Regions from separate parts of the Homo sapiens genome. Here region 1 is linked to region 2. Evidence: read pairs that join two places in POLR2A ChIA-PET (ENCODE). Cell type or tissue: A673. All regions are shown on one strand. Each heading gives the region's core, and the rest is flanking DNA. Links, peaks and the distances in the headings are about the cores only.

Region 1 (14,883 bases), core at 2,593-10,592, 58 kb before region 2:
CGTTTGAAGACCACTGGCCAGTTACTTTGTAGAATGTCCCTCAATTTGGATTTGTCCCAATCACTGGGTTAATAAGTATCACATTATTTATATTAAAAATTTTTACTTTTTTGAGACAGAGTCTTGCTCTGTCGCCCAGGCTGGAGTGCAGTGGTGTGATCTCGGCTCACTTGGCTCACTGCAGCCTCCACCACCCAGGTTCAAGTGATTCTCCTACCTCAGCCTCTCAAGTAGCTGGGACTACAGGCACCCACCACCACGCCCGGCTAATTTTTGTGTTTTTCGTAGAGAGGGGGTTCGCCATGTTTGCCAGGCTGGTCTTGAACTCCTGACCTCAAGTGATCCACCCACCTGGGCCTCCCAAAGTGCTGGGATTACAGGCGTGAACCACTGTGCCTAGCCTTGGTCTTCATTTAATCTGAGATGAACAGTGGATGGAAGCATCTTTTTTTTTTTAGATGGAGTCTCACACTGTCTCCCAGGCTGGAGTGCAGTGGCACGATCTCAGCTCACTGCAACCTCCATCTCCCGGTTCAAGCAATTCTCCTACCTCAGCCTCCCAAGTAGCTGGGATTACAGGCACCCGCCACCACACCCAGCTAATTTTTGTATTTTTAGTAGAGATCGGGTTTTGCCATGTTGGTCAGGCTGATCTTGAACTCCTGACCTCAGGTGATCCTCCCGCCTCAGCCTCCCACCGTGTTGGGATTACAGGTGTGAGCCACGGCACCCAGCCGGAAGCATCTTTTTTCTGTTTGTTTTGTTTGTTTGAGACGGAGTTTTGCTCCTGTTGCCCAGGATGGAGTGCCATGGTGCAATCTCAGCTCACTACAATCTCTGCCTCCCGGGTTCAAGCAATTCTCCTGCCTCAGCCTCCTGAGTAGCTGGGATTACAGGCATGCGCCACCACACCTGGCTAATTTTGTATTTTTTAGTAGAGATGGGGTTTCACTATGTTGGTCAGGCTAGTCTCGAACTCCTGACCTGAAGTGATCCACCTGCCTCGGCTTCCCAAAGTGCTGGGATTACAGGCGTGAGCCACCACGCCTGGCCGGAAGCATCTTAAAATGTAAAACTGCAGATGCAGGTTTAGCAATTTAGACGCTTGCACCCAAGATGCACATATTACTAGAGCAATGCCAAACAAATGTGATTCTGTGGGGTTTCTGTTTGATTTTTAATTTGGAAGGGATTCTGGCTGAGTGAGGTGGCTCACATCTGTAATCCCAGCACTTTGGGAGGCTGAGGTGGGCAGATCACTTGAGGCCAGGATTTTGAGACCAGCCTGGCCAACATGGTGAAACCCTGTCTCTACTGAAATTATAAAAATTAGCTGGGCATTGTGGTGGGCACTGGTAATCCCAGCTATTTGGGAGGCTGACACAGGAAAATTGCTTGAACCTGGGTGGCAGAGGTTGCAGTGAGCCGAGATTGTGCCACTGCACTCCAGCCTGGGCGATAGAGCGAGACTCCGTCTCAAAAGAAAAAGATTCTAAGGCATGGCAAATAAGATTTAAAAATTCTGTTGTACAATACTATGTCACATCTCAATGTGACTTAAATGTAGGAATTATAACCAGGATGTCCTTCAGTCCTTGGATTTCTCCAGCCTTCATTTGTTGATATAGTTTGGATGTTTGTCCTTTCCAGATTGCACGTCGAGATGTAATCCCCAGTGTTGGAGATGAGCCCTGGTTGGAGGTATTTGGCTCATGGGGGTGGATCTCTCATGAATGGTTCAGTGCCAACCCCTTGGTGCTGTTTCTGCAATAGTGAGTGGGATCTGGTTGTTTAAGAGTGTGGCACCTCCCTCCCGCACTCTCTCTTGCTCTCTCTCTTGCCCTGTGACATGCCAGCTCCCCTTCAACTTCCCCTGTAAGTGGAAGCTTCCTGAGGTCCTCACCAGAAGCAAATGCTGGCACCGTGCTTCCTGTACAGCCTGCAGAACCGTGAGCCAAATAAACTTTTTTTCTTTATAAATCACCCAGTCTTAGGCATTTATAGCAATGCAAGAATGGCCTAACACGTTTGTTTTGCAACTGTGAGTGTGAATCAACATATTGGTTCTTTTCAATGCTCAAAACATTGTGCTTTAATTGTGAGACACATAAGGCTGGCATATGGGTTGCCAAAATTATGATTCTTGAAAGTCCTGGCAGATATTTCAAAGTAAAATAATGAAAATTTATAGAAAGGAATTGAGGAATAAAAGAATTTAAATAAGAATAAGTTTAATAAATTTAAGTAAGAATTTAAGGCCAGGCGTGGTGACTCATGCCTGTAATCCAGCATTTGGGAGGCCGAGGTGTGTGGATCACCTGAGGTCAGGAGTGTGAGACCAGCCTGGCCAACATGACCAAACCCCGTCTCTACTAAAAATACAAAAATTAGCCGGGCATGATGGCAGGTGCCTGTAATCCCAGCTGCTCAAGAGGCTGAGGCAGGAGAATCACTTGAACCTGGGAGGTGGAGGCTGTAGTGAGCCAAGATCGCACCACTGCACTCCAGCCTGGGTGACAGAGTGAGACTCTGTCTCAAAAAAAAGGCTGGGTGTGGTGGCTCATGCCTGTAATCCCAGTACTTTGAGAGGCCGAGGTGGGTGGATCACCTGAGGTTAGGAGTTCAAGACCAGCCTGGCCAACATGGCAAAACCCTGTCTCTACTAAAAAATACAAAAAATTATCTGGGCCTGGTGGCGGGCGCCTGTAATCCCAGCTATTTGGGAGACTGAGGCAGGAGAATTGCTTGAATCTAGGAGGTAGAGGTTGCAGTGAGCCGAGATCGCACCACTGCCCTCCAGCCTGGGCAACACAGCGAGACTCTGTCTCAAAATAAATAAATAAATAAATAAATAAATAAATAAAAAGGTGTTCGGCTCTATAAAGATCTACTTTTCCCCAAATCTATTTTTTTCTTTTTAAGGGACAGGGTCTTGCTCTGTCACCCAGGCTGTAGTACAGTGGCATAATCATAGCTCACTGCAGCCTCAAACTCCTGGGCTCAAGTGAGCCTCCCACCTCAGCCTCCCCAGTAGCTGGGACTACAGGTGTGTGCCACCCCGCTGGGCTAATTTTTGCATTTTTTGTAGAGAAGGGGTCTTGCTATGTTGCCCAGGCTGGTCTCGAACTCGTGAGCTCAAGCAATCTGCCCGCCTCAGCCTCCCAAAGTGCTGGGATTACAGAAGTGAGCCACTGTGTCTGGTCTACGTTTTTATTTTAAATTGAGCATTAAGGGAATGCAGTCTTTTAATCAGAACTCTGCCAATGCTTTTTATCTAGATGCCTATTGCCACTTTTGTCTTCTATGAAATTTTTGTCTCAAGAAAAGCAGGATTACATTTTTTTTCCTTAACAGATTGAGTTGGTGATGTGTATTCTTGGTTACCAAAATGCTCACATAGCTTTAGGTTTTGAATGGGTAAATATTCATGATGCGTGAAAAAGCATAATACGTATTGTGTGATCTCAGTCCTATGAGATTGGATGTTCTGCCTACACCCAGGACCCTAGAAGGAATGTCAAGCTGTAAAATGCTGGTGATTGTGGATGACTTTGTTTTTTGCTTCCTGTTTTTCAATTTCCTTTTTTTTTTTTTTTTTTTTTTTTTAGGCGGAGTCTCACTCTGTCACCCAGGCTGAAGTGCAATGACGCAGTCTTGGCTCACTGCAACCTCCGCCTCTTGAGCTCAAGCGATTCTCCTGCCTCAGCCTCCTGAATAGCTGGGATTACAGGCACATGCCACCACACCCGGCTAATTTTTGTAATTTTAGTAGAGATGAGGTTTCACCATGTGGGCCAGGCTGGTCTTGAATTCCTGACTTCAGGTGATCCACCCGCCTCGGCCTCCCAAAGTGCTATGATTACAGGCATGAGCCACTGTGCCCGGCCTATTTCTTCTATCTAATTGTATTTTTGTAGCTATCAACCAACCTCTCTTCACTGCCCCCTCCCTACACTCTGATAACTGTCAGTCTACTCTACCTCCACGAGGTTCTTCCTTTTTTTTTTTTTCTGAGACAGAGTCTTGCTCTGTTGCCCAGGCTGGAGAGCAGTGGCATGATGTTGGCTCACTGCAACCTCCGCCTCCTGGGAGTCAAGTGATTCTCCTGCCTCAGCATCCCGAGTAGCTGGGATTACAGGTGTGCAGCACCATGCCCGGCTAATTTTTGTATTTTTAGTAGAGATGGGGTTTCACCATGTTGGCCAGGATGGTCTCAAACTCCTGACCTCAAATGATCTGCCCCCCTCGGTCCCCAAAGTGCTGGGATTACAGGCATGAGTCTCACTGGCGTGAGAATTTAGAAGCACCTCTCCCACCCGCGCCCAGCTGGCCTCTTCTAGAATTTTATATAAATGGAATAGTCATATTGTCTACTATTTGACTTTTTTCACTATCCTAATGTTGTTGCAATTCTTCCAAGTCAGTTCACATATATTTCATTCCTTCTTATTGCCAAAGAGGATTCCATTGTATGGATATACCAAAATTTATCCCTTCACTATCTGATAACCTCCCTTCTTAATTTTTAGCTATTATAATTAGTACACTCAAAACTTGTGTGTGTATACATGTTCATTTCTCTTAAGTAAATACCTAGATCAAGATAATCAGGCTGGGCGAGGCAGCTCATGCCTGTAATCCCAGCCCTCTGGGAAGCTGAGGCTGGAGGATTGCTTGAGCCCAGGAGTGTGAGACCAGTTTGGGCAACATGGTGAAACTCTGTACAGAAAAATAAAAAAAATTAGCCGGGTGTGGTGGTGCATGCTTGTAATCCCAGCTACCCAGGAGGCTGAGACAGGAGGATTGCTTGAACCCGGAAGATTGAGGCTGCAGTGAGATGTGATCACACAACTGCATTCCAACCTGGGTAACAAAATGAGACCCTGTCTCAAAAAAAAAAAAAAAAAAAAAAGAGATGGCGGGGCACGGTGGCTCATGCCTGTAATCCCAGCACTTTGGGAGGCTGAGGCAGGTGGATCACCTGAGGTCAGAAGTTTGAGACCAGCCTGGCCAACATGGTGAACCCTGGTCTCTACTGAAAATACAAAAAATTAGCTGGGTGTGGTGGTGGGTGCCTGTAATCCCAGCTACTTGGGAGGCTGAGGCAGGAGAATTGCTTGAACCCGGGAGGCGGAGGTTGCAGTGAGCTGAGATTGTGCCACTGCACTCCAGCCTGGGCGACAGAGCGAGACTGTTTCCAAAAGGAAAAAAAAAAAGATAATCAGTAGGACCAAGACATGGGAACAAAGACTGTTCGCTGCTCTCAACAGACGCTACTCAGTGCCACCATGAGCTTGTCAGGTAAACGTCCAAAGAGAGAGGGAGGAAAGAAAAAAAATATTTTAGCCACCTAGAATTACAAGTAGTTCTACACATTTTACTTAAAAAAAGAAGGAAAAAAGGTACTGATTATCTCGCGGTGGGGGGCGTCCCCAGAGAGGCTGCTGGTTGGAGACACAGGGCGCCTTTCCTCTTCCCACTTTCCCTCTTGTCAGCCAGAGACAAAGAACTCAGGCTTCAGGTGGCTCAAAACGTAAAGGAAGAAAAAAAAAGAAAAAAAAGAAGCCGGGCACAGTGGCTCACGCCTGTAATCCCAGCATTGGGAGGCTGAGGTGGGCAGATCATGAGGTCAGGAGTTCGAGACCAGCCTGACCAACATGGTGAAACCCCGTCTCTACTAAAAATACAAAAATTAGCTGGGCATGGTGGTGGAAGGTAATCGCCATTGCACACCAGGCTGGGCAGCAAGAGTGAAACTCTGTCTCAAGAAAAAAAAAAAAAAAGAGAGAGAGAGAGAGACTGCTGCTTCAGGAAGTTAGAAGTCCAAGAAAAAAAGGAGAACTTTAAACTTTAAGTATTGAGCAAACACCAGGTCTAGCAAACATAATGTTATCTCTAGATTACTTATTGATTAATGAGCAAACCTGTAGGTACAGGGAGAAAATAAAAGGTGACTAACTAAATTATATATACATATAAAATATACATACATAATATATGTGATATAATACATATATTACTGTATAATATATACATATGTACACATATGTGTGTATATATATTAATATATAATACATTATATATTATTATATGTACCATATAGGTATACTACATGTATATTCTATACACATTATATATGTATATATAATTTATCTAGTCACCTTTTATTTTCTCCTTGTACCTAGAGGTACAATATATATGGTTAAATATATTGTATATATTATATACAATATATTATATATGTAGATATGTATACCTTATATGTACATATGTATATTATATGTAACAATATATATGTAGATATGTATACCTTATATGTACATATGTATATTATATGTAATACATTATATGTATTATACATATATAATATACATATGATACATATATAATATTTTAATATAAATATAAACAGATAAATTTAGTATACAATATATTTTCCATAGTTTGATTCAACTGGAAATTCAAAATTCATATAACAAAAATATAAAAAAGGACACTGGGTTTTGTGCCTCTACAATGTAGGTTCTAACTTTAACCTTTCAAAAAATGCACTAGGCCAGGCGTGGTGGCTCACGCCTGTAATACCAGCACTGTGGGAGGCCAAGGTGGGAGGATTGCTTTAGGCCAGGAGTTTGAGACCAGCCTGGGCAACATAATGAGACCCCTGCCTCTACAAAAAAAATTAAAAAAAAAGTTAGCCAGGCATGGTGGCGAATGGCTGTTGTCCCAGCTACTCTGGAGACTGAGGCAGGAGGATTGCTTGACCCCTGGAGGTTGAGGCTACAGTGAACCATGATAGTGCCACTGCACTTCAGCCTGGGTGACAGAGGGAGACCCTGCCTCCAAAAAAAAAAAAAAAAAAAAGAAGGAGCCCCATCCTACATACCAGATGCCAGACAACATCACCCCAAAATCTCACTGCTGTAGATGCCATCATCTCAGACGACATCACCCCAACCCAGGGCCTTGACACTAGAGATGACTTCACCCCTTACGCTAAACCTTCACTCCTTGGGTGGTAAACCTAGGTCACGCCCATGGATTCACCTCTCCTAAGACACAAATGGACATAGGACATTTTTACTTTTCTTTCTGAACTCCCTGCCTGCATAGGCTATGATCTTAGTACGCTGCTTGCTCTCTGCTCACATCCATCCCTAAAAGAAACTCTGGCCATGTGCAAGCCAATCTGGAAGCCATGCCAGTGTGTGACAGCATCATTACACTCTGCTCTAGGTCCAGAGTTGATCTGTTCCCTTGGCGCCACCCTAGGCGGTGGAGTGGGTGGCTGTGCATGGGATTTCAGGTCAACTGGGTGCCTTCATATGCTTCAACTGTTTACGCTCATCCAAGGCCTTACTCAGCATGGCACGTAGCCCAGACTTCTCTGATAGCCTTTAATATCCACACCATTCGAACGGTACCCGTTGGAATATGCACAAGGTCTCACGCCTAGGTCAGTGGTATTAGGAACAACAGACCAAAGGTTGCTGGCTAGACTTTAGAAGTAGATCACCACATCCACATGGGCCAAGCTGGTAGCCAGAATATGAACTTAAAGGCGCCTCTCTCACCCAGCAGGCTGGGCTCCCTGCATTCCCGCCACTTCCTTTATTTTTATTTATTTATTTATTTATTTATTTATTTATTTATTTATTTTGAGATCGAGTCTCGCTCTGTTGCCCAGGCTGGGGTGCAATGGTGCGATCTCAGCTCACTACAACCTCTGCCTCCCAGGTTCAAGCGATTCTCCTGCCTCAGTCTCCTGAGTAGCTGGGACTATGGGCGCAAGTGACCAGGCCTGGCTAATTTTTATATTTTTAGTAGAGATGGGGTTTCACCAGGCTGGCCAGGTCTCGAACTCTCTACCTCCACGAGGTTCTTTCTTTCTTTCTTTCTTTGAGAGAGTCTTGCCCTGTTGCCCAGGCCTCGAACTCCTGACCTCAAGTCTCAAACTCTTCTCTTCAAGTGATCCACCCGTCTCGGCCTCTTGGCCTCCCAAATTGCTGGGATTATGGGCATGAACCACCGCGCCCAGCCCCCACCACTTTCTTTAAGTGGAGCATTTAGACATCTGCCCTTGAACTTCAAGTGACTGGCACTGTATTCCCCTCTCTATATATGTACTGCTAGTTGCCACATGCTCTCTCCACTCGACTCTACTCCTATTCTCTCTTTCTCTACTTGACCTGGGGATGGAGGACTGTTCTCCTAACTCATGGTGCCCTCCTGACTCATGGTGTTTTCCCAACTCATGGTGCCCTCCTGACTCATGGTGCCCTTCCTGCCTAGGAGGCCCTTATTTATTGTCTGTAAAAAATCTCTGGGGCCAGGCACAGTGGCTCATTTCTTTAATCCCAGCACTTTGGGAGGCCAAGGCAGGAGGATCACTTGAGCCCTGGAGTTCAAGACCAGCCTGGGCAACATGGTGAGACTCCATCTCTTTTTTTTTTTTTTTTTGAGATGGAGTCTCACTCTGTCGCCCAGGCTGGCGTGCAGTGGCACGACCTCAGCTCACTGCAAGCTCCACCTCCTGGGTTCACACCATTCTCCTGCCTCAGCCTCCCGAGTAGCTGGGACCACAGGCGCCCGCCACCACACCTGGCTAATTTTTTTGTATTTTCAGTAGAGACGGGGTTTCACTGTGTTGGCCAGAATGGTCTCGATCTCCTGACCTCGTGATCCGCCCGCCTCGGCCTCCCAAAGTGCTGGGATTACAGGCGTGAGCCACTGCACCCGGCCGGTGAGACTCCATCTCTATAAAATAATAATAATAAAAAGAAATCTTTGAACTTGTTTCCTATTGTGATGGTGTCAGAAGCATTTGAACCAGAGCGACCCCATCTTGAGTAGGGACTGGGTAGAATGGGCTGAGACCTGCTGGGCTGCATCCCAAGAGGTTAGGCGTTCTTAGTCACAGGATGAGATAGGATGTAGGTTACAAAGACCCTGATAAAACAGGATGCAATAAAAAAAATGCCAGCCATGGCCACGTGCTTTGGCTCACATCTGTAATCCCAGCACTTTGGGAGGCTGAGGCGGGCGAATCACAAGATCAGGAGTTCGAGACCAGCCTGGCCAACATAGTGAAACCCTATCTCTACTAAAAGTACAAAAAATTAGCCGGGCGTGGTGGCGGGCCCCTGTAATCCCAGCTACTCAGGAGGCTGAGGCAGGAGAATCACTTGAACCCGGGAGGTGGAGGCTGCAGTGAGCTGAGATTGTGCCATTGCACTCCAGCCTGGGCGAAAGAGCAACTCCGTCTCAACAAAAGCCGGCCAAAACTCGCCAAAACCAAGATGGCAACAAGAGTGACCTCTGGCTGTCCTCACTGCTCATAATATGCTAATTATAATACATTAGCTTGCTAAATGGCACTCCCACCAGTGCTGTGACTGTTTGCAAATGCCATAGCAATGCCCAGAAGTTACCCTATATGGTCTAAAAGGGGGAGGAATTCTCAGTTCTGGGAAATTCCTACCCCTCTTCTGGAAAACTCATGAATAATCCACCCCTTCTTTAGCATACGATCAATAAATAACCATTAGAAAATAGCCAACCAACAAAACAAACAAACTAATAAAAAAAGAAGAACAAACAATAAAAAACAAAACGAAACAAAAATGGCCAACCAGCAGCCATCGGGGCTGCTCTGTCTATGAAGCAGCCATTCTCACGTTTTTTCACTTCTGTAATAAACTTGCTTTCACTTCACTCTGTGGACTCACTCCAATTTTTTTATTTTTTTATTTTTTTTATTTTTTGACGGAGTCTCGCTCTGTCACCCAGGCTGGAGTGCAGTGGCATGATCTCAGCTCACTGCAAGCTCCGCCTCCTGGGTTCATGCCATTCTCCTGCCTCAGCCTCCCGAGTAGCTGGGTCTACAGGCATGCCTGTCACCACGCCCGGCTAATTTTTTGTATTTAGTAGAGACGGGGTTTCACCGTGTTAGCCAGGATGGTCTCGATCTCCTGACCTCGTGATCCGCCCGCCTCAGCCTCCCAATGTGCTGGGATTACAGGCGTGAGCCACTGCGCCTGGCCCTTCCAAATTCTTTCTTGCACAAGATCCAAGAACCCTCTCTTGCGGACTGAATTAGGACCTGTTTCCGGTAAAAGTGCTTTCCTGAATTTTCAACTTCCATCTGAAGAACTAGGGGAAATCTGAGGCTGGGTTTTCCCTGGGGCGCCTGGGGGAACATAAGATTGGGCTCCCAGAGCCAGAGAGACCATCCAGCAGGCATAAACTGGACGTGGTGGGTCACACAAAAGCCACGAGGTGTCTGCCAGTATAAGCAAGTTTCCCAAGTAAGGGACCTTTAGGGATCCCTAAGCATTAGGCCATCCATTAGGTAAATAAGTATCCTGTGAAAAGCCCGCTGTGAACACTACACCCAGCTTCCCTTCATTTCTCCTTAAAGCAGGTTTGCTAGCCGCTCTGCTACTGAGACCCTCATGTAGCTCTCAAAGCAGGGTGTCTTTCCATGTTCTTGCTCGCCCCGCTCCCCAGTAGCTTGGGCCTGCCGTGGCTGGTTATGTTAGAGTAGGTATCTAGGCAGACATGAGGAGGGTAGGAGAGGATGCCCCATTCCCTTCCCCAGTAATGTCAAGTGACAAATAGGTGGTGGTCAAGTGGTTGTTAAACTGTCTTTCTGAAATAATAATTGGTTGTAGCTGGCGCCAGGGAAAGGTGGTTTCCCAATAGACAGAAAACACCTGAGGCTGGTGATAAGCAGCTTCCTGATAAGATCTCAGGAGTTGGGTGAGTGGGCTCAAGCATGTGCACTAAGAGGCAACATGGCAGAGTTTAAGTGGTATTTCTTTTTTGTTTTGTTTTTGATGGAGTCTTGCTCTGTCGCCCAGGCTGGAGTGCAGTGGAGTGATCTCGGCTCACTGCAATCTCCAACTCCCAGGTTCAAGGGATTCTCCTGCCTCAGCCTCCCAAGTAGCTGGGATTACAGGTACACACCACAACGCCCAGCTAATTTTTTTTTTTTATTTTTAGTAGAGACGGAGTTTCACCATGTTGGCCAGGATGGTCTTGATCTCTTGACCTCATGATCTGCCTGCCTCAGCCTCCCAAGTGTTGGGATTACAGGTGCGAGCCACCGCGCCCGGCCCCAGCTAGTTTTTATATTTTTAGTAGAGGGGGGTTTCACCATGTTAGCCAGGCTGGTCTTGAACTCCTGACCTCAAGCAATCCTCCTGCCTTGGCCTCCCAAAGTGTTGGGATTACAGGCGTGAGCCACTGCACTTGGCCAACAGATCTATGTCTTCCCAGGAACCCTCAGCTGGTAGGGGAAGAACGCCTCAAACGAGCATGTGCACAACTTCAGTAAATATACTGTTCCCACCCCAAGGGAAAATCAAGGGAGAAGAGACGCAACCCCCGGAACCATGCCAATGTATAAAACCCCAAGTCAGGGGCTCAACAGTGCACTTGAATCTCTCAAGTTGCCTGCTTGGCCCTCTTCCAAGTGTACTTTACTTCCTTTCTTTCCTCTAAAACTTTTTTTAAAAATTTATATTAATTAATTATTTTTGAGACAGAGTCTTGCTGTGTCATCCAGGCTGGAGTGCAGTGGTGTGATCTCAGCTCACTGCAACCTCTGCCTCCTGGGTTCAAGTGATTCTCCTGCCTTAGCCTCCCCAGTAGCTAAGATTACAGGCGCCCGACACCACGCCTGGCAAATTTTCGTATTTTTAGTAGAGACGGGGTTTCGCCATGTTGGCCAGGCTGGTCTTGAACTCCTGGCCTCAAGCAATCCGCCCATCTCAGCCTCCCAAAGTGCTGGGATTATAGGCATGAGCTGTCCCGTGCCCGGCCTCGTTCCTGTTCTAAAACTTTTTAATAAACTCTGACTCCTGCTCAAAAACTTGCCTCAGTCTCTCACTCTGCCTTATGCCCCTCAGAGGAATTATTTCCTTCGAGGAGGCAAGAATTGAATTGCTGCAGACCCGTGTGGATTCGCTGCTGCTAACAAAAGAAGCAACCCATGAAAGGGACACTGCAAACACCATGTCCTTCATTTCCCATTAAAGCAGGGTTACTAGCTGCTCTGCTACGGAAACCCCCATTTAGTTGGGGGCTTTCAAAGCAAGATCTCTTCCCATGTTCTTGCTTTCCTCACCCTGCCAACAGCTTGGGACTGTTCTTGTGGGTTACTTGGTGTGAGGCTCATGGTAGAGGTGTTACAGGAAAGGAGTCCCAATCCAGACCCTTCAAGAGAGGGTTCTTGGATTTTGCATAAGAATTCAGGGTGAGTCCGTAAAGTGAAAGCAAGTTTATTAGGAAAATAAAGAAATAAAATAATGGCCTTTCCATAGACAAAGCAGCCCTGAGGGTGGCTGGTTGACCATTTTTATGGTTGTTTCTTGATGACATGCTAAACAAGGGGTGGATTATTCATGCCTCCTCTTTTTAGACCATATAGCGTAATTTCCTGACGTTGCCATGGCATTTGTAAACTGTCATGGCGCTGGTGGGAGTGTAGCAGTGAGGACGACCAGAGGTCACTCTCTTCACCATCTTGGTTTTGGTGGGTTTTGGCCGGCTTCTTTACTGAAACTAAGGGAGGAGACCACCCTTCATATTGTCTTATGCCCAATTTCTGCCTCCAAAGAAAGAAGAAGTAAAAACTAAAAGGCAGAAATGAAATCCACATTTCATTTCTAAAAGACAGCCCAGTGCCACACACTGGGCCTGGTTGTTAAAGATTGACCCCTGACCTAATTGGTTATGTTATCTATAGATTACAGCTATTGTATAGAAAAGCACTGTGAAAATCCCTGTCCTGTTCCATTCTAATTACCGGTGCATGCAGCCCCCAGTCACGTACCCTCTGCTTGCTCAATCAATCACGACCCTCTCATGCAGACCCGCTTAGAATTGTGAGCTCTTAAAAGGGACAGGAATTGCTGACTCAGAGAGCTCGGTTGTTGGAGACGTGAGTCTTGCTGAAGCTCCTGGCTGAATAAAGCCCTTTCTTCTTTAACTCAGTGTCTGAGGGGTTGTGTCTGCGGCTTGTCCTGCTACAAAACCTGTTTCATCAGCAAGGTCTTTATGACCTGTATCTTGTGCCGACCTTCTATTTCATCCTGTGACTTAGAATGCCTTAACCATCTGAGAATGCACCCAGTAGGTCTCAGCCTCATTTTACCCAGTTCCTATTCAAGATGGAGTTGCTCTGGTTCACCTGCCTCTGACAGAGGCATGGTATTCCATTTCTTCAGGGCTAGTCTCTGTCTCAGGCAAGTTTTTTGCTCCTGGGTCTTGGGGATGGAATTTCTCAGCATATCTGTCCTTCCTCGTGGCAGCCAAACTTTTCCTTTTGTCTTTGGGTTGGTGGGGGTTTTGGCAGGACAGAATTTCTCATCCCTACTCCCATGGTGGCTGACCTCTCTGTATCTGTGCAGGCTTCTGAGTGCAAGCAGCTGTCCTCCCCTCCACCAGGGCACTCAGCTTTGCCTCTAGTTCTTCTTCAGCAGCAGCTAGCTTGGAAAGGAGAGCAGGAGGATGTGTAACCACCTGAGAGGTTCTTCTTGCCTGCTGCGTAAAGAAACACCATGGCATTGTAGTAGAGAAAGAGTTTAATAGACACAAGGCTCGCCATGCCACATGGGAGATGGAGTTAGCATTCAAATCATCTTGTCCAAAGCTTGTATGTTAGGGGTGTCATGGGAAAACGACAGCTGGTGGTGTGGGGTAAAAGAATTTGTGAAGACAGTTGTAAGTAAAGGAAGCCAAATTTATTAGACAAAGTAGGAAAATACACTGCCAGAGAGATAACGGGCTACCAGCAGAAGAGAAACTGACTGCAAAAAACAAAGACTCGCTGGAGATTTTATAGGGTAGTGTTTATGCTCTCTGTTGAAGAGGGCTTTATGTAGTACTGATAACATCAAAGTTGCAGTGAGCTAACTTACAGGTGTCTGGTGATAGCTGGGTGCAGGAAAGGTTGTAAGTTACTTGTGCAGGAGGGCTGTGTGTCCTGGATCATGAAGAAAGACAGACTTGTTGCTTATCTGCTTTCTCTTTTTGCTTTCTCTTGGTTCCACCAGCCTGGTTCCCTTTCCCTAATTAGGACTCCACAAAGGGATGAGGGTGGCCAGGTAATAGGTGCTTGCTGCTGATTGGTTGGGGTGGAGATGAAATTCTGCCTCCTGCAGGCAGAATTGCTTCTGGGCAGGGCCACAGGGGTGGGTTTGGTGGGGGATTCAGGTGGGTTCAGGTGGAGCCATGGATGTCTGACATGCAAAAATCCTGAAAAGACATCTCAAAAGGCCAATCTTAGGACTCAAGCTCCTCTCCTCCAAGCCTGATGGTCTCCCATTGGCTTTACAAAAGGCTTTGGGGAGGAGAGGAGTTTCAGGGCAAGGCCTGTTATCATTTAAATGATAACCTAAAATGTCTTCCAAAGTTAGCTTGGCCCAATAGCCCCCAAATAATCAAGGGAAAGGCAAGGTGGTGCAGGTGGAGGGTGTTAACTCTGCTTACTATTATAATTTTTCTCAGTGATAAAATTTTCACAAAGGCAGTTTTAGGTAGACTACTGATCACTGTCAACTGATGTGTTGACAAAAAGAGTTAAACTCTAAAATATTTAAAGAGATTTATGCTGAGCCAAATATGAGTGACCAAGGCCCATGACATAGCCCCTAAAAGTCCTAAGAACAGGTGCCCAAGGTGGTTGGTTTACAGCTTTTATACATTTTATTTTATTTTATTTTAGGCAGAGTCTCACTCTGTTGCCCAGGCTGGGGTGCAGTGGCACTCACTGCAACCTCTGCCTCTCAGGCTCAAGCAATTTTTGTGCCTCAGCCACCCAAGTAGCTGGGATTACAGGTGTGCATTACCATGTCTGGCTAATTTTTGTATTTTTAT
Region 2 (14,883 bases), core at 2,219-10,218:
ATGAGGCAGGCAACAGGAGTCTTCGCCTGTGGCTCTCTCCGTCTGGGAGAGGGCTCTCCCAGACGGAGAGAGCCCTCACTGCCCTCCCTGTGCCTATCCTGCCTCCTGGCGCTAACCCCTTGACCTTAACCCCTTGATCTGCCCCGCCCATTCCATCTGTGCCTGTGTTTCCGCAGCCCTGTGTTTTAAGCCTGACTCCATCAAGGTGAACAACAACAGCAAGACAGAGCTGACCCCGGCAGGTAAGGGTGGGGTAAAGGGCTGAGTGGTCTCCCGCGGCTATGATCCGGGCTACCAGGGACATTTGCCCATTGAAGCCTGTGGGCAGGGAGAGACCTTTGGGGGAGGCAAGTCATGTGGCCCAGGGCGGCCCTTCCTGGCGCTGGTTAGTGGCTTCCACCTGAGGACAGCAGGGGCCACGAGGAGAGGGTGAGGGTGCTGCGGGTGGCCTCCCCTCATCGAATCCCAGGGTCTACCCCACAGCATCCCACCTCGGAAATGGAATCCTCCTCGCGCATATTCAGAGGCACCGTTATCAGGCCCCTGAATAGAATGGATGAGGTCCTTGTCTCTGTGCATCCCCCTCCCCAACCCCCAGCCATCTGCCGCCGCGCCGCTCCCACGGGCTATGAAGAGTTCTACTTCCCCTTGGTGGAGGCCACCCGGCTCCGCTGTGTCACCAAATGCACGTCGGGGGTGGACAACGCCATCGACTGTCACCAGGGCCAGTGCGTTCTGGAGACGAGCGGTCCCACGTGTCGGTAAGGCCCCGCTCACCATCGGCATCAGCCGAGCCCCTCCCACTCATTCTAGGATGAAGCCCTGCCCCATGCTCCGCCCCGGCTCCGCGCCCTGGGCCTACAGTGGAGCCTCGTCCCCAGAGTGCCGCTCCAAGCCCATCCCCGTTGCCCTACAGTGGAGCCCTGCCCTGGAGCTCTGCTCCTTTGATGGGGTTGAGTCCTGTCCCCTAATTCTGGGAGAGAACCCCGCCCACTCATTCTAGGGTGGGGCCCCGCCTCCTCGTTCTAGGGTTGAACCCCGCCCCCTCCTTCTAGGGTGGAGCCCTGCCCACTTGATCTAAGGTGGAATCCCGCCCCCTCACCTAGGGTAGAGCCCCGGCCCCTCGTTCTAGGGTGGATTCCCAGCCCCTTGTCTAGGGTGGAACCCCCCGCTGCCCTAGGCTGGAGCCCCGCCCCCTCACCCGCCCCCGCGGGGCCCAGGTGCACGGGTGGACCCCGAGCCCGGAGGTGAAGAGGGTCTGACCCTGCGATCTCCCGCAGCTGCTACTCCACCGACACGCACTGGTTCTCTGGCCCGCGCTGCGAGGTGGCCGTCCACTGGAGGGCGCTGGTCGGGGGCCTGACGGCCGGCGCCGCGCTGCTGGTGCTGCTGCTGCTGGCGCTGGGCGTCCGGGCGGTGCGCTCCGGATGGTGGGGCGGCCAGCGCCGAGGCCGGTGAGCGTGCGGGGGGCGGGGCCGGGGGGCGAGGGCAGCCAAGGGGTCCCAGGCGGGCCGGCTCTGTCTGACCGCGCGGCGGCCCCACCTAGGTCCTGGGACCAGGACAGGAAATGGTTCGAGACCTGGGATGAGGAAGTCGTGGGCACTTTTTCAAACTGGGGTTTCGAGGACGACGGAACAGGTGAGTCCTGCCTCCTGGGGAAGCAGGCAGAGGCTTTCCTGGGCACCACTGCGAGGACAGACGCCCTCCCTGCCTTCCTCGCATTTACTCCGTCCCCCTCTCCCTTCCGTCCCCTCCCTCTCCCCTTCTCTTTCTCCGCTCCTCTCTCTCTCTAGACAAGGATACAAATTTCTATGTGGCCTTGGAGAACGTGGACACCACTATGAAGGTGAGGGGCTAAAGAGGGGGACCCCAAGGAACTCTCCCAGCCTCCATTCCAGAATCCCTCCCCGACCCCCACCAGGGCAGGGAGGGGGCTGGGCTCGGATCAGCAGTGACCTCCCTGTCAGCCCAAACCAGTGGCTCCGCGTTCCCGTCCCTCACTGTGACTCTGACAGGTGCACATCAAGAGACCCGAGATGACCTCGTCCTCAGTGTGAGCCCTGCGGGGCCCCTTCACCACCCCCTCCGCCCTGCCCCGGACACAAGGGTCTGCATTGCGTCCATTTCAAGAGGTGGCCCCAGGACGCGGGCAGCCCAGGCTCCTGCTGTTCTTGGGCAAGATGAGACTGTTCCCCCAAATCCCATCCTTCTCCTTCCAACTTGGCTGAAACCCACCTGGAGACGCAGTTCACGTCCAGGCTCTTCCACTGTGGAATCTTGGGCAAGTCAGTAACGAGCCTCAGTTTCCTCACCTGCAAAACGGGTACAGCATTCCTGTATGATAGCTCACGCCGTTGTTGTGAAAACCACATAGACTTGGTCAATTCTCGGTCCTACTCTGCCCTCCCGTCTCAGCCCTCGTGTTGCCATTGCCTCTCTCGGATCCTCCAATCCTCACGTCCTTCACCTGGTCTCTGGCCCTGGTTCTTATTTTCTCTCAATTCCCTACTGCCTGTTTCTTACTTTGAACCTGGAGGCAGCCTGCAGCCCCATCCCATCTCCTGCCCTCTCCTGATCTAACTCCCTGCTGCATCTCTTGCTCTCATTCCTTAGACGTCCTCCCCTTTTGACCCCGTTCCTTCATCCATCCTGCACCCCAGTCCCCCAGCCCTAAATCCTCCCTCCTCTCCTCACATCCTGGTCCCTAGCAAGGTATAGATAGCCTCTGTGTCTTAGGATACCCAGGTGCTGTTCTCCCCGTCACCCCGTTGCCCAGTTCCCCGTTTCTCTTGCTCTCATTCCTTGTATCTTCTCCCTTCTGAGCCCGTCCATTCATCGGTTCTGCCCCCGACTCCCCCTGACCTAAATACCCCAGCTGCTGTTCCCCCCATCACCCTGCTGCCCAATTCTTTATTCTCCACCCCTTTCTCTCACCCCTGGAGCCCTGCGGGTGGGGGCAGGGCATGAGTTCCCCAGTCCCCAAGGAAAGGCAGCCCCCTCAGTCTCCCTCCTCCTCATTTCCTTCGATCCCCCTCCCTTCTTGCCTCCCCTCTGCCTTTTAAACCCATCCCCTCCGATTCCCCTCCTCCCCCTTCTCTTCCTGGTGTCACCTGGATTCCTGCAGTAACTCTGAGCCCTTGAAATCCTCAGTCGCCTTGGCGGGGAAGATTGGCTTTGGGGACAGGAAGTCGGCACATCTCCAGGTCTTCATGTGCACAATACAGAGTTTATTGTAAAAAGCAGCAGCTCTCTGTCTGTCTCCTTTTCACCCCCTCAGTGGTCTCTGTTTGATCAGAGAACAGGGATTTCCAGAGGTGGCACTGTAGGAGGATCCTGGGAGCACCTGTGTCTCCTGGGGACAAAGGAGGGGGTCTGTGGGCAGCCCTTGGGGGCCATGAGGTTCCTCACAGAAAACACAGAGGTTGGGGGGACCCATTTTATTGGGGAGTGACTCTGGGCAGGGGCCCCTTGGGCTTTGTCATCTGTGCTCTCCCCACCCCCACCACTGCCCTGACCTTGATACTGGGGGCTTAGGGAGCAATTAGACCCCTGGTGTTGGTTCAGGGAGTTGGGTGGTCCAGGGGCTAGGGCTGCCTGGTCCAGCCACCTTTTGCAAGGATGGGTAAAGCTGAGCCTCCCCAAAGATCTTGATCCCCCACAAGGCCCCCAAACCCTGATAGCAAACTCACACAGCAGAGCCTGTCTATGCTGGCACCGGGCCCTTCTGTTCCTGCTGTTGTGGGCAGTCAGGCCTGCCTGAGGAGTCGAGAGTGATCAGAAATAACGTGTCCCCTTGGGTCTTTGGGTGCTGGCTTGGCAGAGGCCCCTTTGATGCTTTCTCTGGGCAGGGATGGGCCATGGCCTTTTGTCACCTCTGTGTCTGGCCAGGGGTGGGGACAAGGACCATAAAGTCTCAGGTGTGAGTGGGCCCTCTGCCCAGGAGAAGGGCTGGAAACTGGGGACCCCAGGGAAAGCCCTGGACATTTGGCAAGGACCATGTTGAGGCAGGGGATGGGGAAGGTTGGCTGGAAGAGAGAGGGGCTTCTCGGGGGTGGGAGTGGAGGGTCCTTCACTTGGTCTGGCCTGTTGCCAGCTGCCCCTTCCACGGTTCTGAACTTCTTCCGTGGTCACCCGCTTCCTGGTGCTTCTTGGCCCCCACCTCTTGTCACCAGTGGTGTGCTCACACCTCTAGCCTCCCTCCCTCCCTCCTGCGCTGCCCCACCCAAAGTGCCTCTGACTTCCGCTGACAGAGAGGGACCCCGGCTCAGGGCAGTGACTACTCCAGGACTTATAAGGAAGAAGGGTGGACAGGCTGCCCTTCGTTTAACTCCCCGTGGTCACCACGCGCTACCTGCTCAATGCCATCACCTCACCTCTACCCTGGGACAGGCACTGCTCTTCTTCAAGGCAAAGTTCTCTGGGGTCCTTTTTATAGCTGATCCCTTCCTGGGAGGCCTTCATTTCTTGGTCCCTCCTGATGAGAGAAGATGGGCAGCCAGGGGCCCGTTCCCCGGGAGATGCTGGTGATCTGGATTCTGACGCTGGCTCTCCGGCTCTGCGCGTCCGTTACTACAGTGACACCAGGTGAGTGCTCCTGGGCTGATGCTCCAGGTCCAGTGCTCCTGGGTGGTAATAGTACATGCCCCTGCCTCAGGCAGCAGGGCTGCAGGTGGCCTCCTCCCCTTTGCATGGCAAGGGGCTGCCACAGGGCTGGAGACCCGTGCTGTGACCTCATCTTGCTTTGGGGGTGCTGAAGAGGTCACTGTGGAGACCTGTGGGTGCCTGTGGTTGTGCAGGGGATGGTCTGCACACAGCTCCTGGCTGAGGGGCGGCTGAAATCCACAGCTTCTGCTCTCCAGGCTCCCCCCGGGAGGATGAAGGGGCTTTTGTCACATAGACAGTCATCTCTGCCTGCCCTCATCCTGGGGGCTTTATCTGCTGGAGGGATGGGTCTTTCCAAACCTCACGGAGGCACTGCACATGCTGCTAGCCCTGGTCGGGAGAGAGGGAGTCCAGAGGGGTGTGTGACAGTATCATCTCTTGACTTGGAGTAGCCTCAGGTGCACCCGGGGAATCCCCACCAGTTAAATGGCTGACGGGGCCAGGCGTGGTGGCTCATGCTTGTAATCCCAGCACTTTGGGAGGCCAAGGTGGGTGGATCACCTGAGGTTGGGAGTTCAAGTCCAGCCTGGCTAACATGGTGAAACCCCGTCTCTACTAAAAATACAAAAATTAACCAGGCATGGTGGCGCACACCTCTAATCCCAGCTACTTGGGAGGCTGAGGCAGGAGAATCACTGGAACCTGGTAGGTGGAGTTTGCAGTGAGGCAAGATTGTGGCACTGCACTCCAGCCTGGGCGATAAGAGCAAAACACTGCCAAAAAAAAAAAGAGAGAGAGAAAGAAAGAGAGAAATAAAGAAAGAAGGAAGGAAAGAAAAAAAAGAAAGGAAGAAAGAAAGAAAGAAAAGGAAAAAAGAAAAAATGGCTGCCAGTTGCAGGGTCTCGCCTGCAATCCTAGCACTTTGGGATGCCGAGGCAGGCAGATCACGAGGTCAGGAAATTGAGACCATCCTAGCCAACATGGTGAAACCCCAACTCCACCAAAAATATAAAAATTAGCTGGGCATGGCCTGTAATCCCAGCACTTTGGGAGGCCGAGGTGGGCGGATCACGAGGTCAGGAGATCGAGACCATCCTGGCTAACACGGTGAAACCCCATCTCTACTAAAAATACAAAAAATTAGCCGGGCGAGGTGGCGGGCACCTGTAGTCCCAGCTACTCAAAAGGCTGAGGCAGGAGAATGGCGTGAACCCGGGAGGCGGAGCCTGCAGTGAGCCGAGATCGCGCCACTGCACTCCAACCTGGGCGACAGCGAGACTCCGTCTCAAAAAAAAAAAATTAGCTGGGCATGGTGGCACACGCCTGTAGTCTCAGCTACTCAGGAGGCTGAGGCAGGAGAATCACTTGAACCCTGGAGGCAGAGGTTGCAGTGAGCCGAGATTGCACTGCTGCACTCCAGCCTGGCAACAGAGCGAGACTCTCTCAAAAAAAAACAAACAAAAAAGAAACAAACAAAAAAAAAACAAACCGTGGCTGAGGGGCTGTAGGAGGAGACAGAGGCTCAGGGGTCCTTGCTCAGCCTGGTCGTGGCTGTGTCTGAGAGATGACTCTGACCCGCTGATTTCCCTCATACAGAACAGACTTTCTGATTCCTTTCTGGCAGGGGTGGACAGGGATGAGGAGAGGCGAGAGAGGGAGACCTTGAGTTGAAGGCTGTGGGGTGGGCAGAAGGGGTGGTGAGGGGGCAGGGGAGCTGGGGTGGGGGTCTCTGGAGCCCTGCAGGACACCTTCGAGGTAACCCACCAGGGAAGTTCCACCATCCTCCCAGCCAGGGACTCAGGCCCTCCGAGGCTGCCTCTGCCCGCCAAGCCTTGACAGATGAGACCTCCTTTACCCCCACCCGGACATGTTGGGAGAGAGGTACAGGCAGGGAGGAGCTGATGGGAGAGTTTCAAGGGCTGGAGTGACGAACTCTGTGGATTTGGGGACATTATGAGAGTTTATTAATAAGACATAGATTCCCTTTAAGTTCACCTACAGAAGTGGGAAACTGTGGGCCTGGATGGGTCTTAGGAGGGGTCCTCCCCATCCCTGCTCCCAAGGCCTGGCCTAGCAGATCTCTGTAGTCAGATTATTCAAGGAGAGGGTGATGGAGGTGATGACAGCGATGATGAAGGCCCCAGGAGTCAGCAGGTGGCATTGCCTCTGTGTACCCAGCCGTGTGTTAGAGACGGCCCCCAAGCAACCAAAAACCCCCGTTCCTCAGGTGCTTATAATTGTGTGTCAAAGATAACACAGGTGAATCCCTTAGTGTGCAAAACAGTCAGAAAAACATCTATCTATGGCCAGTGCAGAGAGCAGAAGGGAGTGAGGCCAGGCAAGTAGGGCCACTCCGGAGGGCTCCGGAAGATCTGATTAGATCCAGAGACCCCCTGCCCTCCTCTTGCAGAGGGCTCTGCTGTTCACAAAGCCATTTCCCAGCAGGTAGCTCATATAATTCTCATGAGGAGATCTGTGTAAGGAAGTCGGGGCAGATGAGGATATGTAGAGACTCAGAGAGAGGATGAGTGATTTGCCTGGGTCCACACAGCAAATAATGAACACGGCCACCACTTGACAGTGGATTTGTGTCCTGCGCCCCTCCTCCCCTCTAGAGGACCCCAGTTCTCTGCACCCGCGCCTCTCCTTCCCTAGAGGATCCCAGTTCTCTCCACCAGCGCTCCTCCACCCCTCTAGAGGAACCCAGTTCTCTGCAAATCATCCCCTGCTCTGGGAATGGATTCTGGGTCCTTGGGGAGCAGTTCAGATGTCAGATCAGAGACGATCAGTGGCATCTGTAGCTTTTTTTTTTTTTTGAGACAGTCTCCTCTGTCACCCAGGCTGGAGTGCAGTGACATGATCTCCACTCACTGCAACCTCTGTCTCCAGGGTTCAAGAGATTCTCCTGCCTCAGCCTTTGGAGTAGCTGGGACTACAGGTGTGCGCCAACATGCTCAGCTAATTTTTTTGTGTGTTTTTGGTAGAACAGGGTTTCACTATGTTGGCCAGGCTGGTCTTGAGCTCCTGGCCTCAAGTAATCTGCTCAGCTCGAACTCCCAAAGTGCTGGAATGACAGGTGCGAGCCACCGCATCTGGCCCAGCATCTGTAGCTTTTCTTCCTACTCTCTGCACGCTTTTCTGGGTACTCCAGGGCACATTGTGGACTGGTGAGGTTTTGGAGAAGCAGACAGTCGAGCAAGGGAAGAGCACTCTGAGAAGGCAGAAAAATCATTTCCACAGGTCTGCAGGGGAGCTACGGTGCAGGAATGCCCTGAAAGATGAGGGGGCATCTGCTGGATGGAGCGTGATGTTTGCTGGGGAGAGTGTGGTGGTGCTGGTGCATTTGTGGATGACAGGAGCAGTAAGACCAAGCTAAGATATTTAGACATCACAGGAACCTCTGTGGGCTGAGTAGGGCTGGGGATGCCTCTGTAGGGCAGACCAGCATCAGAGAGGCCATTGAGAGGCACCCAAAGCTATCCTGGGAGGAGGACATGAAGGCCCAGCTGAGAACCCAACTCCCCTGGAAATGGGGGCTCCACTTGATGGTTGGCTGGGGGACGTGGAGATAGATGGTCTAGGAGGCTGTGTTAACTGGGAGAGGAGCCTCTTTTTGCTGGATGACAAAGGTCTCCAGTTGAGGCTGTGGAGTTTGGGGTGATGGTGAAATTTCTGAGTGGAGCTGTCCTGGGCTTCTAGGATGGGTCCAGTGCCATTGCCCCAGCCCCTACTACAGGCTGAGGAGGTATGAAAATGTGAGTGCTCACCACGAACTAAATCAGCCGGCACCTTGGTCTTGAACTTTGCAGCCTCCAGAACTGTGAGAAATAAATCTATTTTTTTAAATTTATTTTAAGAGATGGGGGTCTTGCTTTGTTGCCCAGGCTGGTCTTGAACTCCTGGGCTCAAACCATCCTCCCACCTCAACTTCCTAAAGTGCAGGAACTACAGGCAGGAGCCACCACACCTGGCCAATTTCTATTGTTTAAGCAACCCAGTCAATGGTATTTGCTATGGCAGCCCAAGATGACTAAGACAGGCTGCCTTCAAGATTTTCTCTTCATCAGCTGGGTGTAGTGGTTCATGCCTATAATCCCAGTGCTTTGGGAGGCCCCAGCCTGGGCAATGTAGTGACACCCCATCTCTAAAAAAAAAAAAAAATTAGGCTGGGTGTGGTGCTCATGCCTGTAATCCCAGCACCTTGGGAGGCCAAGGCAGGAGGATCCCTTAAGCCCAGGAGTTCGAGACCAGCTCGGGCAACATAGGGAGACCCCATCTCTTAAAAAAAAAAATTAGCCAGTCATAGTGGTGCATGCCTATAGTCTTAGCTACTTGGAAGGCTGAGGGGAGAGGATCTCTTGAGTCCAGGAATTCGAGACTGCAGTGAGCTGTGATTGCACCATTACGCTTCAGCCTGGGTGACAGAGTGAGGCCCTGTCTCAGAAAAAGCTTTTCTCTATTTATCTTTGGTTTTCAGGAATTTGACCCAGACTATAATGTCTGTGGTTTGTGGCCCTTTGTTTATTTTTGGAAATTCTTAGTGATTATTGTCTTCAAATATTTCTCCTGCCCTGTTCTCTCTCTCTTCTCCTTCTGAGACTACAATGAGATGTATGTTAGGCCATTCCATATTGGACTACAGCTCTTGGATACTGTTCTGCACACATCCCCACCACCCCTTTCTGTGTTTCAGTTTGGATAATTTCTATTGACTTATCAATTGACTGAAGATAAAAACTGACTTATTTTCAGTTTTTATTGACTTATCTTCACTAATTCTTTCCTCTACTGTGTCTTATCTGCTGATCATCCTGTTGAAAAGAAGTCTTTGGCCAGGTGCAGTGGGTCACAACTGTAATCCCAGCACTTTGGGAGGCTGAGGTGGGAGGATTGTTTGAGCTCAGGAGTTTGAGGCCAGACTGAGCAACATAGGGAGACCCTGTCTCTGCAAAAAATACCAGAAAAAAATTAGCTGTGTGTGGTGGTGTGCGCCTGTAGTCCCAGCTACTTGGGAGGCTGAGATAGGAGGAATGCTTGAGCCCAGGAGGTCGAGACTGCAGTGAGCTGTGATTGTGCCACTGCATTCCAGCCTGGGCAACAGAGAGAGACCTTGTCTCAAATAATAATAATAATAATAAATTTAAAAATCAGAAAAGAACTCTTTATCTCTGATATTATGGTTTTTATTTCTACCATCTTCGTTTGAAAGAGGCCTCTTGAGAGGCACCGAGAGCCACCCTGGAATAGGAGATGGACAGTCCAGGAGGCTGTATTGACCGGGAGGACAGGAGCCTCTCTTTGGTGGAAGACAAGGGTCTCCAGTTGGGCCTGTTGAGTGTGGAATGACTGTGGGGTTTCTGGGAGGAGCTGTCCTGGTGGCCTGAGGCTCCTGGAATGGGGACACAGTCTAGAATTCTACCTTTTCCAACTGCTGCAGAGGACACAAAAGCCAGAAAATGCCAGAAAAATGCCAGGGATCCACACGATGACTGGAACCACTATCCTGTTTTATGTACATGAAGTTGCACAGTGTTCCTAATAAGGGTCGAGGAGGGGATGGGCTAGGGGAGAGGGACCAACTGTCTGCCCTGGAGGGGCGGGGCCAGGGGTCTGAAGGGGTCAGCGCTCTTTAGCTTAGAAAGGTGAAGCTGGGGGTGGAAATGGTTAACACCTATAAAATTGGGAAGAGAGTGGTGGAGGTGAGAACAGATTGCTTCACAATAGACAAAGGGGCAACCTTTGAAACTCAAGTGATGTAAAAATTGACGCAATTACAAGGAATGCAGTTTTATACAAAGAGTAATAAACTTATTCAGCAAACACCAAAGGCTGGCTCTGCTTGAGCAGGTGCTCTGGATAAGGCAGGGTGAATAAACAGTTTATAGTAGAGTTAATGAGGTGGGATTGGGGCAGAAAGGCCACAGCCCAATCTGCTGCTGGAGCTACGAGAGGGGGCCTCCGGGGCCCTTCCACCTGGGCTGATGAGGGTACAGGGAGAGGCAGCATTTGAGTTTGGTGGTAGTTGAGTAGGACAGGAAGGAAGTATTATATTAACAGATGCTCAAAGGCCTTAGACAAATTCAGAACTGCATTGTCTGAACTTCCACAGAGCTAGGGAGAGAATTGGGATATTGGTAATCAGATTCCCTCGGGAAGATCAAATCTTGGGGTGGTAGTGGGATGAGCTGGGGTCACCCATAACTATTTGGGGTGTGGAAAGGCCAAGAGACACCCACACCACAGTTGGAGAAGTCAATAGAGACCCGATAGTCTGAGTATCATATTAATATTAAAAATGGGCCAGGCATGGTGGCTCACTCATGCCTGTAATCCCAGCACTTTGGGAGACCGAGGTGGGAGGATCGCTTGAGGGCAGGAGTTTGAGACTAGCCTGGGCAAAAATATTTTTTCAATAAAAAAGTTAGCTGGGTGTGGTGGTGTGTCTCTGTAGTCCCAGCTGCTCAGGAGGCTGAGGGGAGAGGATCTCCTGAATCTAGCAATTCCAGGCTGCAGTGAGCTAGGATCACACCACTGCAACCCAGCCTGGGTGACAGAGCAAGACATTACCTCTTAAAAATAAAAAAATATATATATGTATTAAAAATTGCAAATATTCGGCCAGGCGTGGTGGCTCATGCCTGTAATCCCAGCACTTTGGGAGGTCGAGGCGGATGGATGACAAGGTCAGGAGATCGAGACCATCCTGGCTGACACAGTGAAATCCCGTCTCTACTAAAAATAAAAAAATTAGCCGGGCATGGTGGTGTGTGCCTGTAGTCCCAGCTACTTGGGAGGCTGAGGCAGAAGAATGGCGTGAACCCAGGAAGTGGAGATTGCAGTGAGCTGAGATAGTGCCACTGCACTCCAGCCTGGGCGACAGAGCGAGACTCTTTATAAAAAAAAAAAAATGCAAATATTCATTGAGGGTTTGCTATGTGCTGGACACTTTTATAATATTATCTCATTTAACTTTTACAACATTCCTAAGAAGAAGGATGTGTTACTGATTTTGGGTTTTTATACGTGGGGAAACAGGCACAGAGATGATAAATAATTTGCTCGGTGGGGCGTGGTGTCTCACGCCTGTAATCCCAACACTTTGGGAGGTCAAGGCAGGCAGATCACGTGACATCGGGAGTTCGAGACCAGCCTGGCCAACATGGTGAAACCCCATCTCTACTAAAAGTACAAAAATTAACTGGGCATGGTGGCAGGTTCCTGTAATCCCAGCTACTCAGGAGACTGACGCAGGAGAATCACTTGAACCCTGGAGGCAGAGGTTGCAGTGAGCCGAGATCGTGACACTGCGCTCCAGCCTTGGTGACAGACCAAGACTCCATCTCAAAAAAAAAAAAAAAAAAAAAAAAAAAAAAAAGAAATTGCTCAATACCACCCATTCATCAGTTGGAGGAGTCAGGATTTGAACCTAAGCTTTCCAGCTCCAGGGTCCCCATTTTTTACCACTTGCTATAATTGGGGATGCCTGTGTGTATGTGTTCCCTAGGTCTGCCACAATAAATTAACAAACACTATTGGTGGCTTCAAGCAACATAAATTTATTCTCTTACAGTTGTGGACGCCAGAAGCTTGAAGTCAAGGTCATCATGAGTGCCACATTCCCTTCAAACTCTCTAGAGGAAGATCTCTCCTTGCCTTCTCTAGCTTTTTTTTTTTTTTGAGACGGAGTGTCTTTCTGTTGCCCAGGCTGGAGTACAGTGGTGCGATCTCGCCTCACTGCAACCTCTGCCTCCCGGTTCAAGCAATTCTCCTGCCTCAGCCTTCTGAGTAGCTGGGATTACAGGCACGCGCCACCACGCCCGGCTAAGTTTTGTATTTTTAGTAGAGACGGGGTTTCACCATGTCGGTCAGGCTGGTCTCGAACTCCTGACCTCGTGATCCACCCACCTTGGCCTCCCGAAGTGCTGGGATTACAGGCATAAGCCACCGTGCCTGGCCAGCTTCTTCCTTTTTAAAAAAATGTTTATCTCGTTATTTAGAGGCTGGATTATGAGACTGGCTAATTTTTGTATTTTTTTTTCTTGTAGAGACGGGGTCTTGCTATGTTGCCCAGGCTGATCTCAAACTCCTGGGCTCAAGCAATCCACTGGCCTCGGCCTCTCAAAGTGCTGGGATTACAAGCGTGAGCCACCGTGCCTGGCCAGCCTTTTCTAGCTCCTGTTGACGCCTGGTGTTCCTTGGCTTGTGATAACATCACTCCGATCTCTGCCTCATCGTCTTTGGGCATCTTTCCTGTACGTCACACCTCTCTCTCTTTTCTCTGACAAGTATGCAGATTTAGGGCCCATCCTAAATCTGATCTTGAGATCCTTGACTTAATGACATCTGGAAAGCCCCTGTTTCCAAAGAAGGTCGCGTTCCCAGGTACCAGGAGTTAGGACTTCGAGGATATATTTTGGGGTGATCCTATTCAATGCGCGATACCATGCTTTAGCCTCAACTGGTGGCTCTTGCTTTTAAGAAGCAGTGACAGTGCCTGCTGGCACTAGAAAGCCAAGAAGTCCATCCACCGCCATTGGTGTGTGCAGGGGTTGGGGTGGCCCCAGCTCTATCTCTACCTCTACAACTCAGCCAGGAGCCAATGAGCTTATGTTAAAGGAATAGACCCAGGCTATCTAGCTCTTGTGTGGCAGAGCAGAATGTGCACCTAGAACTGGGGGACCCCAGCTCATCCCAGTGCCTCCCATAACATTGTAGAATATTCTAGAGTGATCAGGGTGGCAAGAACAGGCATCATTTACTCTCATTTTCGAGGGAGAAATGGAAGTTCAGAGAGGTTCGCTGGATTGCACAAGGTCACACAGCGGTGTACAGGTTGGTCTTGGAGACATAGCAAGGACCCTCCCTCCACACCCCGTGGGGGCTCCCCACACTGCCACTGCCTCTTCAGGGGAGCTGCCACTGGGGACTTCATTGACTGATTTTGTCACAAGCAGAAATATGTCCTGGAGGTGGCAGGAGGAGACAGTTTCAAAGCTTGGTGATGGTCTTCAGACTTGTCCTTGAAGAACCTTCTAATGTGTGTCCCCAAGCATGCCACGATGTGAAAGGTTTGCCTGAAAAACCAGCTGCCTTAATTAAATAATAATCTATTTTATTTTAGAGACAGCGTCTTTCTCTGTTGCCCAGGCTGGAGTGCAGTGGCACAATCATAGCTCACTGCAGCCTTGACCTCCTGGGCTCAAGTGAGCCTTCTGCCTCAGCCTCTCAAGTAGCTGGGACTACAGATGTGCACCACCATGCCCAGCTAATTTTTAAATGTTTGTACAGATGGGGGTCTCGCTATGTTTTCCAGGCTGGTCTTGAACTCCTGGCCTCAAGCAAACCTCCTGCCTCAGCCTCCCAAAGTGCTGGGATTACAGGTGTGAGCCATTGTCCCTAACCTTAATCTTTTTAAAGAAAAATCCAAATACATGTGGAATGTAGAAGCAGTAAACACTGTAAATGGGCAAGAAAGGACTCAACTTAATTCATTTAATGAGATACCATGTCATTACTCTCACAGAGAAAAAAGCTACCAAACTTTACCTGCTTAGCAGGAGAGGGAGCTGGCATCTTTAATGACCAGTGGCTGCAATGTAGGCAAATAGGCAATTTTTGTTAAGCATTTTGACTACAAAGGTCTGGGGAGTGCCAGCTTGGAAATTGTTACCAGTGAATGATTTTCCATGGGTTCTCCAAGGGGTGACATAAGGCATACCTATAATAAAATAAAATAAAACAGAATAAAATAAAGCAAAATAAAATAAAATAAAATAAAATAAAATGTATATAGGCAGGGCACGGTGGCTCATGCCTGCAATCTCAGCACTTTGGGAGACCAAGGCAGGCAGATCGCGAGGTCAAGAGATCGAGACCATCCTGGCCAACATGGTGAAACCCCATCTCTACTAAAAATACATTAGCTGAGCCTACTGGCAGGGGCCTGTAGTCCCAGCTACTCAGGAGGCTGAGGCAGGAGAATCGCTTGAACCTGGGAGACAGAGGTTGCAGTGAGCCAAGATCACGCCACTGCGCTCCAGCCTGGGTAACAGAGCAAGACTCCTTCTCAAAAAAATAAAAATAAAGTAAAATAACATGTATATATATATAACATATATACATGTACACACATACATTTATATATTCACACACATTTATTGTGTTTTAAAAATTATAAAACGAGGGGTGGTGGTGCAGGTCTGTAGCCCCAGTACTCAGGAGGGAGGGAGGATCACTTGAGCCCAGGAGTTCCAGGCGCAGTGAGCTAGGATCTCACCACTG

Evidence for each region. Peaks named below come from ENCODE experiments on the same cell type or tissue, not always from the same donor. Only the 100,000 strongest peaks of a DNase experiment are listed, where the experiment ranks them.
Region 1: POLR2A ChIA-PET joins it to region 2 with 13 read pairs; 5 of 35 experiments call an interaction of 5 or more read pairs at or near these places.

The regions. Positions count from the first base shown.
Region 1 is chr7:100,907,050-100,921,932 of GRCh38, forward strand. No RefSeq gene overlaps it. Among named protein-coding and RNA genes, the nearest start is that of ACHE, 19 kb to the left of the region's middle. RefSeq lists an enhancer at 9,735-9,844. In A673, for the core only: no CTCF peak of the experiment used is centred there; no DNase peak of the experiment used is centred there; H3K4me3 peaks cover 520 bases.
Region 2 is chr7:100,965,106-100,979,988 of GRCh38, forward strand. MUC3A (mucin 3A, cell surface associated) reads left to right here. Exons shown (of 12, transcript NM_005960.2): 7 at 177-242; 8 at 599-761; 9 at 1,281-1,454; 10 at 1,547-1,638; 11 at 1,794-1,846; 12 at 2,016-3,242. The coding sequence ends at 2,057. MUC12 (mucin 12, cell surface associated) reads left to right here and starts at 4,460. Exons shown (of 12, transcript NM_001164462.2): 1 at 4,460-4,584. The coding sequence starts at 4,518. RefSeq lists silencers at 1,110-1,249, 1,270-1,479. In A673, for the core only: no CTCF peak of the experiment used is centred there; no DNase peak of the experiment used is centred there; H3K27me3 peaks cover 2,277 bases.